Linked DNA regions of Homo sapiens: regions 1 and 3 are each linked to region 2. A link is a contact called in ENCODE Hi-C or POLR2A ChIA-PET data. All regions are on one chromosome and are shown on one strand. Each heading gives the region's core, a stretch centred on a gene start or an enhancer-like site at or near the end of the contact. The rest is flanking DNA. Distances are from core to core; before and after follow the strand shown.

Region 1 (3,274 bases), core at 657-3,156, 110 kb before region 2:
CTGGTTAAGAGGAATCTCCCCACCCACGATCCCCTCCCATACCCAGCCCCCACTGCCCAGAGCATGCCAGCCTTGCCTGCCCTGGCCTTCAGGACCCCCTCAGGGACCCTCAGGCTCCAAGTCAGGGTGGGCTTGAACCAAGGCAGCCCCAGAATCTATGCCAATGCCCTTGCCAGTGGGAGACCCTGGGGAGCACCGTGCGGGATGCATGGGGCCAGGCGGGGGCACACAGCGAGCGGCTTCAGAAGCTCTGGCCGTTCGGAGTGGGGGGGTGCCCAGAGCAAGAGACGGGCCAGGAAGCTGGAGTGAGCAAGGAGGCCTCAGCCCCTGGTGGGAGCAGGCCGGGTAAAAATAAACTAACCTGAGGGCAGCAGCCAGCGAGACCACTACAGGAGGGGTGGTGGGGCCGGAGGGGTCCCAGGAGCCCAGGAGAGGGAGGCATTGCCAGAGGTAAGGTCGGCAGATGAGAGCCAGTGCTGGTAGGATTAACTTGCTACAGCAGCTATGGTTTATTCTTTTTTTTTTCTTTTACACATGTTCCTGGGGCTCATGGAATTTACTAGTTTATTATAAAGGATATTACAAAGGATACAGGGGAAGAGATGTGTAGGGCAAGGTATGGGGGAGGGACGCAGAGCTTCCATGTGCTCCCCAGGCGCTCCACCCTCCAGGAGCCTCCACATGCTCATCCATCCAGAAGCTCCCGGAACCCCATCCTTCTGAGTGTTCACGGAGGCCTCATTACGAAGGCATGATTGATTCAATCATTGGCCGCTGATGATCTGCTTAACCTTCAGCCCCTCTCCCCTACCTGGAGGTTGCGGGGTGGTGCTGAACCTTGTGATTCTACCTGGTCTTCCCTGGGAACCATCCTGAAGCTGCCAGCTGGTCTGTCAATCATGAGCATCCAAAAAGACATCACTTTGGAGATTCCAAGGATTTTAGGAGTTGTGTGCCAGGAAATGGAGATGAAAACCAAGTGTATATTTCACAACATGACAGTCAGTCTCTTTCAACCCCAGTCTTACTTCCTGCCGTGCTGCCGGCCTCAGCCCCCCGCGCCCCAGGGCCTTTGAACACATTGCCGGTTGCCTGCAGCGATCGCCTCTGCCTGCTGGGTTTGAGCCTGGTTTACTCCCCTCATCCTTCTGCGCTCAGCCCGAAGGTGTCCCCCCGAGGCAGCCCTCCTGACCTGGTCCTACGAACCGCAGGTTCTGTCCTGCCACTGGTCCCCTTTGTCACACCTGTCACTTCCTGTGTTTCACGTTTACTGATGTGGTCTTGCACTTGTGCAGTCCCATGAGGGCAAGGACTGTGTCTGGCTTTGTCCTCCACGGGACCCCAGCGCCAAGTCCACAGGGAGCACCCAATGCTGAATGAATGAATGAGTGACCGGCAAGGGAGGTTTATTTTGTCATGTTGGGGGTCAAAGGTTGCTGGGCGGACCACATGGGTGAGGTTGGGTGGGGAGGGAAGCAGAGATGACCCCTTGGAAGAAGGGGTAGGAGGCGGGGAGGTGGGTGTGGGGTGCTGTATAAGGATGGCAAGTGCTTCCAGGGGTGACAAGCCAACCTAGAGCACCAGGCAGCAGAAAAAGGCTGACACCCTCACGCCCCACTTCCACTTAGGGAGAGGCCAGGCCTCCGGGAAAGCCAGCTCCCCGTTGCTAGGAGAGCCCCAAGGGAAGCTTCATCAGCTGCTGAGTTGGTCACAGTGGAAACCCATGTGGTGGGTGGGAGGGGTTTGAGGCACAGGGGTTTGGGTGGTGGCTTCAGGATGGAGACTTGTGTCCAGATCATGAGGGGTGGCCCCAGGGATGACCACCTCCAAACAGGAAGCAGACAAAGGCACAGATGGCAGAAGCGGAGGCAGAGAATGGGCTGCAGGGGCTTCCCCAGAGGGAGAGCCGAGCAAGGGGACAGGCTGGAAACACTCAGCCTCCATGGCCTGAAGCACAGACAGCTGGTCTCACACGCAGGCCGGGCAGCCACACCACCTAGAACAAGGGGCATGTCCGCAGGGCAGGCCTCAGGACGCCCCGGGCTGGCCCTGCCATCAGCCTAGAAAGACGGCCCAGGCTTTCCCGGTAGGGAGCACGTCCAGCCAGGTCCTGGGCAGGAGCTGAGACTCCCTGGCTGGCCTGAGAGGGGATGATCGAGTGCAGGCCCAGCCCGGGACTTCCCCACTCCTCCCCGCCACCCAGCGGAACCAGCTGGGCGTGAGAAAAGAAGAGAAGTGAATCAAGAGCCCAGAGCATGAGGCTGGACCAGCCCTTACACCACATGCAAAAATCAACTCAACTTGCATCAAAGACCTAAACTCAAGAGCTAAAACCACAAAACTCTTAGAAGAAAACACAGGGGAAAAGCTTCCTGACGTTGCATTTGGCAATGATTTCTTGGATATGGCGCCAAAAGCACAGGCAACAGAAGAACAAATAGATAAAGTGGAACGTCATAGAAGTTTAAAATATTTGCATATCAGCCTGGGTGCGGTGACTCACGCCTGTAACTCCGGCACTTTGGGAGGCCGAGACGGGTGGATTACTTGAGGTCAGGAGTTCGAGACCAACTTAGTCAACACAGTGAAACCCCGTCTCTACTAAAAATACAAAAATTAGCTGGGTGTGGTGGCGGGTGCCTGTAATCCCAACTACTCAGGAGGCTGAGGCAGGAAAATCGCTGGAACCAGGGAGGCGGAGGTTGCAGTGAGCCAAGATCATGCCACTGCACTCCAGCCTGGGCAACAGAGTCAGACTCCATCTCAAAAAAAAAAAAAAAAATTGCATATCAAAGGGCACTAACAACGTGGGGAGAAGGCAATCCATGGAATGGCAGCAAATCATAGGTCAGATATGGGATTAGTATCTGGATATTAATCTACAGATCTCCTAACACTCAGCAACAACAATCATCCAAATCAAACACAGGTAAAGGACTTGGACAGACATTTCTGCAAGAATATGTGCAAATGAGCAATAAACACGAAAAGATGCTCAACATCACTAACCACTGGGGAATTGCAAATCAAAACCACAAGGAGAGACCCCTCACAACCATGAGCTCTGGGCAGGTAGGAAGACGCCTGGTGGGGAGTTGCCGGCTCCATGCTGTCCCCAGAATTCCTGCAGGGGCTAAGCCCGACCCCGACACCTCACCAGGAGCACAGAAACGAGTGGAAAAGGCCAAAGGCCACCCCAAAGGGCCAGAGGGGTCCAGCAAGGAGTCTGGGACATGGAACCATGCTGTGCATCCAGACACACGGGGACAACAGG
Region 2 (3,256 bases), core at 413-2,912:
TTTTGTGCACAACGTATACAAAATCTATGGCTATTGAGTTAAGTTAGGATCAGAGTTAAAACTACCTGCCAAGGTAGTTTTGGGATCAAACGACTACGTTTACCATCTGAGAGCTATTTGCTATCTAGAGGTGAGAGGAGTCTGTACAATGTCGCCGCTGGGTGGGCGGGTGCAGCTGGCTGTCCGAGGAGGGGCGGCCGTCCCCTCTGCACACTAGGTGCAGGCAGCGCGGCACTACCTGGAGATCATGGAGCTGGAGTGGGACTGGCTGGAGGAGGTGGTGGCGGCACTCAGCTGGGAGAAGCCGCTGTGGCTGGACTCCAGGCTCGTCATGGAACCTCTGTAATGGCACAGGGAGGGGCGAGGCGTGAGGACCACCCTGCCAACCACCCGCCGGCCCACACTGCCTGCTGGACTTCGTGGCCCACCCTGTTCTCTGCTCACTTCTCATCCCCATCAGTGCTTGCAAACGGGGGATGGACATGAGTAACCCACCAGGGGGACCGGCTTCCCACAGCCTGCACGCAGACGGCAGTGTGAGCTAAAGCAAAGGCAGTCAGTCGGCTCTGTCTCCGACACTCTCCCTCTGCAGACAGGCAGGGAGTCACCGTGCCAACAAATGACCCCAAAGCCACTCCCTCCTGGCCCTCCAAGCATTCCTGACACCCGCCGCCACTGCTGATCCTGCACACGGCGTGGGACTGCAGGCTCCCTCCAACCATGCCCAGCTGTCCGCAGCACCTGCTGTGGCGAGGGTGGCCGCACCTGAAATCCTCCGAGCCGATCACCTCGGTGTAGTACATCACTTTACACTTGTGCGAAGAGACCTGCAGGGACGCAAGCACGTCGTCCACCCGGGGAAGGCTGCTGGCGGCGCACGCAGGCATGCTGTGGAATTTCCACTGCAGGATGTAGAAGCCCGGCCACCTGGTCACATGGGAACCCTAGAACAAGTAGGGCAGTGGCAGCTGAGGGCGACTCGCTTCCGACCCCTGGCCTACCACAGGCCTGACAAGCGCCAAGGGGACTGTCTTTAGGATTTCATGTAGCTACGGAAACTATCTCAATGGGATTCAGAACCTGCTATTTTGCTTCAGCAGCAGGTTTGACAATGTCCTTCCCTCTACTGAGTGTGGTCACTCCCGGGTGCTGGGAAGCCCGGAGGGACAAGCTCCATGTCCGTGGCCCTCACGAGGCCTGCCCAGCCCACCCCACCTACGGAGGCAGGAGCCTGGCAGGCTGGTGGCACCCATGCTGGAGGGAGGGCTCAGCACAGCTTCCCTGGACCTGGCCTCACTTTCTCTGACATGCTGCCAATCATCCAGCATGTTCGGGGCTGAAGGCACGTCACCCTAAAGTGAGCCGTCAATCCGTGGAAAGCTCCTTCTCCATTCTCTCCGAAATTCATGACTGGTTAACACAGCTTAGCTGTTCATTGTTTTTAAAATGGACAAAGGATTCTTTTACTCTGCCTCTAAGACCACTGAAACACTGACAAGCCTTACCCCTGAAAACTGTAAAGGCAGCAAAACGATGCATCTATTATGAAGGCCAGAAGCAATGCCCCCGCCCCGAGGCTACTGTGAGCACAGGCACCCAAAATAACCAGCCACAATGTGAAAAGGGAACTGAAAGCATTTGAAACAAATTAGAAGGTTTGGTAATGAGAGCTAATAGTTCTCTAAGTACTTGTCCCTCTTACTTCTATTTAGGGTGATTTTCCTTTGAAAAAGACAAACACAACCCGGTGAAATGAGGCGGGGGGGAAAAATCCTATGAAGCCCAGCTGGGCCCGTGCGTGCGATGCCTTCCCTTCCTGTCACAGGCTGCTTTTGGGAAAAGTCGCAGATTCTGTCCAAAACCACTGCGAGGCCTGAACTCCTTCCTACGAGACCCACTTGGCTTCCTGCTCCTCCAGGCAAGCTGCTCCTCCACAAGCAGGGCCTCAAAAGCTACACAGGGCTGCTCAAGGAGCGAAGCAAAGAGTCTACTCAAGACAGAATCACCTGGCCGTGTGGAGTCACGGATGCGCGATTTGACCTGTGTGTGATTTTACCTGCACGCTTTCTCCTTCTTTGCAGATCAGAGGCGACTCCACCATGCTGTAGTCGCGGCCCAGCTGCCAGACTTTGTCTATGAGCTGCACATTGTTCCCACCCGGAGAGGTGATGCTGTGGGCTCCCAGGGAGTCCTTTTTGGGTGGTTGTGGCGACCTCTTGGAGTGATAGATGTTAAACACAATGTCCCCTTTGCACACGTCGAAATCCCAAGTGATGACTGACGAGGCATCCACAATCTGAATGAGAATCTGAAAAAGAGGCAGCGTTAGGCAGCCACGATCCACGAGCACCAGGCCGGCATGCTGCGAGCGCATCGTGCTCTCCAGGGGATCCAGGGTGCAGGTGCTGAAGCTGGGGAGGGAAACGCTGAATGCGTATGGACGGATCTCTTTCCCCAGAGTCACACACCACCATCCATTCAACCGCTGGATCCTGCTACATGTCATGCACCAAGCTCTGTGTTCTTTGTGACCTGCACCTAGAGGTCCAAGATCTCCCATACACCATCTTCACACACACTCTAAGAGGCCAGGTCTTAGAAACACCAAACACTGTGAGCTCGTACATGAGTGGTTCAGAGGACTGCCCTGGGCTGGACAGAACAGAAGGCCCTGGAGAAGGTGAAAGCTAAAGAAAGAGCAGGCAGGGGAGCCTGAGGACAGCGTTCCCAGCAAGGGGGAAGCAGGGGCATGGAACCGGGCCTGCCGTGTGAGGCTCACACGAGAGAACAGTGGCGAGGCTGGGTGAGCGGGATGAGCCCCTGGCATAGTAGAGATGGGGTTGAGGTGGTCACCCCCTGGGTGCTGAGAACCAATTGAAAACCAAACTTACACAGCACCGACAGAGCTACCCAGGAGGGAATAATCAAAGTTAGTTTCAAAGATTGGGCGGGGGCGGACGTGAGAATGAAAAGCAGCTGTGCAGAGTTCTGCAGTCACTGAAAACTCCACCTAAGGAAGCAGCAGAGCCAGGCCCACGGCCCCTCTCAGCCCATGCACGCTGTCTGCTGTGCCCTTCAGCGCGTGGCTGCTCTACGAGCCGGGCCCCTTTAATCCCACCACTGCCACCTCACCACTGAAACGCCACTTCAGAATGTCCTTCCACAGCAGATTCAGTGAGGTACAAGGGTCCTGTCTAAGAACAGCAGGCGGCACCACGTGGCACGGCCCCCTCTTCAGCAAAGTGGCTCCCCAGGC
Region 3 (2,961 bases), core at 446-2,945, 69 kb before region 2:
TCTGTCCTTTTTTTTAAAAAAAAAAAAAAAAAAGAAACCCAGTGAGGGGTGGGGTAGGTGTGTGTGGAGGAGAGGAGAAAAGGACAAGTGATGGTCTCCCCACCTCCCAGTAAGCCGCAGGTGCAGAGACTCCAAGCCTGCCTCAGGGCCCTTCCGGCATCTGTGCAGGAGGGTCTCCGCAGAAAAAACCCAGGACCCACGACCTGGGAGGACCCCGGTCACCCCCACTGTCTGGACCCACCAGTGGGAGGTAAAGTGTAAGAAACCAAGGGCAAAGGGCCCTCCCTGGGCGGGCTAGAGATCCCCTGGAAAGGGCCATGCACCGCGCGATCCCCACAACAATCTCAAGTATTTGGAGCATGTTGGGGAGGAAGCCCCGGTGCCAAAACCAAGCATGTGCCACCTGGAAGCCCGCTCCCGCCCACCAGCACACCAACCCACCCACGCTCCTGACAGAGCTGTGCTCCGGGTGCGTAGAGGGCCATCTTGTTCGCAACAACCGGGTGAAAGTTGAAATTCTAAGCTACTGACCCAGAAGGGTATTTTCGGGGAAGTTCTGAGTAATCCTCTTTGAGACAAGGTACTTTATCACTCATTTTGGTTCCTAAATATGGAAAGCCAGAGGAAACCGACAATGGCCCAAAGGCAGGGGGATGGCCCCGATGACTCCTTCACCTCCAACTAAGGCCCATGATTCTGTTCTCCTATCAATAAAAATTAATTCATGGATCCTTGGCAGGTACCTTTCTATCTGAATGAATTAAAGGAGGGACATTAAACAAACGGTTTCTAGATTTAGAAGAGGAGACGCTATTTATAATTTGAGGACTGAGGAGGACAAAGGATCCTGCCTGCCTGGATCCTTTGGAGAAAACCACAAAGGAAAAAAAAAAGGAAGGAAAAGACAAATAATGAAGATCTGGATTTCTCTTAACCTGCCCTTGTGGCCTCGGTGTGCCCATCTGTGAAATGGAACTTCAGAGTGCCAGAGCGGGAGCCTCTTATGAAATGAAAGCTCCTGAACCGGCTCATGGTGAGGCCCAAGTCAGGCCCCCTTCGCCTACTTAAGGCGGGCCCTGCTAGGGTGGAGTGAGGATGTCAGCCGCGGGCGGCGTCCTGAGCGCAAAACGTGAACCCGAGTCGCCAAGTTTGGGCGCTGCTGGACGGTCCCATCTGGAGGCCGTCCCGTGCCCCACTAAGTAGAGGAGAAACCGAAGAGAATCCGAAGAAAGGATGCTGCGGCCTGGACCACCAGCCCTAGAGGCTGAACCCAAGGACACCCCTCCACCTAGCCCCGACCCCATTCACCCACACAGACGCACAGGGACCCAAAGCACCCGGCCGACCTGGAAAGTCAGCGATTCCTGCGAGGGTGCAAGGGGCGAGGAAGAGGGAGCGTCCCCCAGGGCAGCCCCTCCGACACTCGAGCAAGGGCTGGAGACAGCGCAGGGGACGGTCGGCTCAGGTCGAAAGCGGCCCGACAGCGGCCCTGTCCTGGGAGGAACTCGACCTGCAGTGTGCCCGCCGCGGGGACTCGCTCAGCTCCGGGGGCGCCTCGCCACTCCCGGCCGCAGGCACTCAGGTGAGCAGCGCTGGTCCCGGGACACCGACCCCTCCCCACCCCGGGCGCGAAGCCCACCTGAGTAAGACTTCTTCATGGTGCCTCCGTGGCCGCCGCTCCCAGGAAAGTGTGGCGGCGAGGCAGCGGGGCGCGCGCTCCCAGGGCGCTAATCCTGGGCCGGTAGTAGGAAGGCGGGAAGAGGGGGCGGCCCGCCGTCTGGAGTGCACCGACCGGGCCCCGCCCCGGCCCCGCCCCCGCCCCGCCCCTCCCCGGAGATGCGCATAGAACCCCGGCCCAGCCGGCTGTGGTCCCGCCCCTGACCCGCCCCCTCCCCGCCCCGTGAACGTGCGCGCCGAGCCCCACCCCCGCCCACCCCTGCGCTGCGCTGCACCTGGCGGAGCGGGGCTGGCGGGCGCCGGGCCTGGGAGGGGGCGCCCCCGCGCGGCAGCGCAGACCAGACCAGACCAGGCCAGGCCGGGGGTGGGGGCCGCCTGCGTGGCCCGCCGCGCCCGCAGCTCTGCACCCCCAGCTCCCCGCGCTGGCGCCAATGGCTGGTTCCGGGAGTCGCCGCACTTCCCAGTCCCGAGTCCGGGCGGGGCGGGCCCGGCCAGGTGGAAGCGGGCGGAGGTGCGGGCGCTCCGGGCGGCCCCGCCGGGCGAGGCGGCGGCGCCGGGCACCGCGGCGGCGCCGGGCACAGCCGGGGGTCGGAGCCGGGGTGCCGGCTTAGTGGGCCGGGGTAGGGCGGGACAGGACACCTGTCCTGCTACTTTTCTGGTAATCAAAAGGGCAGAGTGCGTCGATTGAGTTGGAGCCTTAGTTTCCTCACCTGTAAATGGGCGCGTTGGACAGATGATCATTTGTTCTCCCTGCGCTGGGCACCGTGCGCAGCTCGGTGTATCGGTGCAGCGGGGCAGACACAGGGAGCCGCCCTTTACAACTCGGGTAACGCAGGCAGTGGTGAGAGGATGCAAAACTTGCACGGAAGAATTCTCTCTACTTGGATATCCTTAAAGTCTCCACGATAAAGCGGTGTTTCCAACGTACAGAGGAAGAAGTGACTAATTATGACTGGAGGGTGGTGTCAGAGTTTTATTGAGGCGAAATCAAAACAGGGTTTTAAGGAATGAGCAGGAATTAGCCAGGCAGCCAAGGTGATGGAAGGCAGCTGTTCCCGAAAGAGGGAAGGGCGTGGCGGAGCCTGGGAGGCCTGAGGTATCACAGCGAGTGTGGAGAGACAGAGGCAGGGCCGGGCCCTTGCACAGCTGCCAATGGAGGCCGTAGAGGACGAGAGGAAGGCGGGAGGCCAGTTGGGAAGCGCTCGCTAGTTCTGGGTAGGGGCGCAGCATTGCCTTCTCCTGCAGCCCTCCCAAAAATGCACAGGAGGCTGAAAGTGTCACTAA

What was found. Hi-C counts contacts between places; a loop is a spot of excess contacts on that map. ChIA-PET counts read pairs that join two places held with the same protein, here RNA polymerase II (POLR2A). Pooled maps may share reads with other maps.
Region 1: a loop to region 2 is called in a pooled map, with 5 times the contacts of the local background. The contact joins two enhancer-like sites. A Hi-C loop is called at or near these places in 2 of 50 pooled maps. POLR2A ChIA-PET finds 5 or more read pairs at or near these places in 3 of 52 experiments (PC-9, Panc1 and activated CD8-positive, alpha-beta T cell).
Region 3: a pooled map shows a loop between it and region 2 (3-fold over the local background). The contact joins the promoter of SEPTIN9 here to the enhancer-like site in region 2. A Hi-C loop is called at or near these places in 2 of 50 pooled maps. POLR2A ChIA-PET finds 5 or more read pairs at or near these places in 2 of 52 experiments (PC-9 and activated naive CD4-positive, alpha-beta T cell).

Annotation. Positions count from the first base shown.
Region 1 is chr17:77,324,328-77,327,601 of GRCh38, reverse strand. The region is part of intron 2 of SEPTIN9 (septin 9); the gene reads right to left. Among named protein-coding and RNA genes, the nearest start is that of SEPTIN9-DT, 44 kb to the right of the region's middle. RefSeq lists enhancers at 759-1,677, 1,869-2,178, 2,289-2,558. Within about 2 kb of position 1,906, at least 34 of the 41 ENCODE cell types and tissues checked have a DNase peak (open chromatin) inside an H3K27ac peak, as active enhancers do.
Region 2 is chr17:77,211,002-77,214,257 of GRCh38, reverse strand. SEC14L1 (SEC14 like lipid binding 1) reads right to left here. Exons shown (of 17, transcript NM_001143998.2): 15 at 2,057-2,308; 16 at 766-944; 17 at 1-340. The coding sequence ends at 235. Among named protein-coding and RNA genes, the nearest start is that of LACAT1, 41 kb to the left of the region's middle. RefSeq lists enhancers at 1,694-1,743, 2,084-2,193. Within about 2 kb of position 1,662, at least 9 of the 41 ENCODE cell types and tissues checked have a DNase peak (open chromatin) inside an H3K27ac peak, as active enhancers do.
Region 3 is chr17:77,280,233-77,283,193 of GRCh38, reverse strand. It overlaps SEPTIN9 (septin 9), which reads right to left and starts at 1,695. Exons shown (of 12, transcript NM_001113491.2): 1 at 1,640-1,695. The coding sequence starts at 1,658. SEPTIN9-DT (SEPTIN9 divergent transcript) reads left to right here and starts at 1,297. Exons shown (of 3, transcript NR_136503.1): 1 at 1,297-1,582. RefSeq lists a silencer at 1,201-1,364.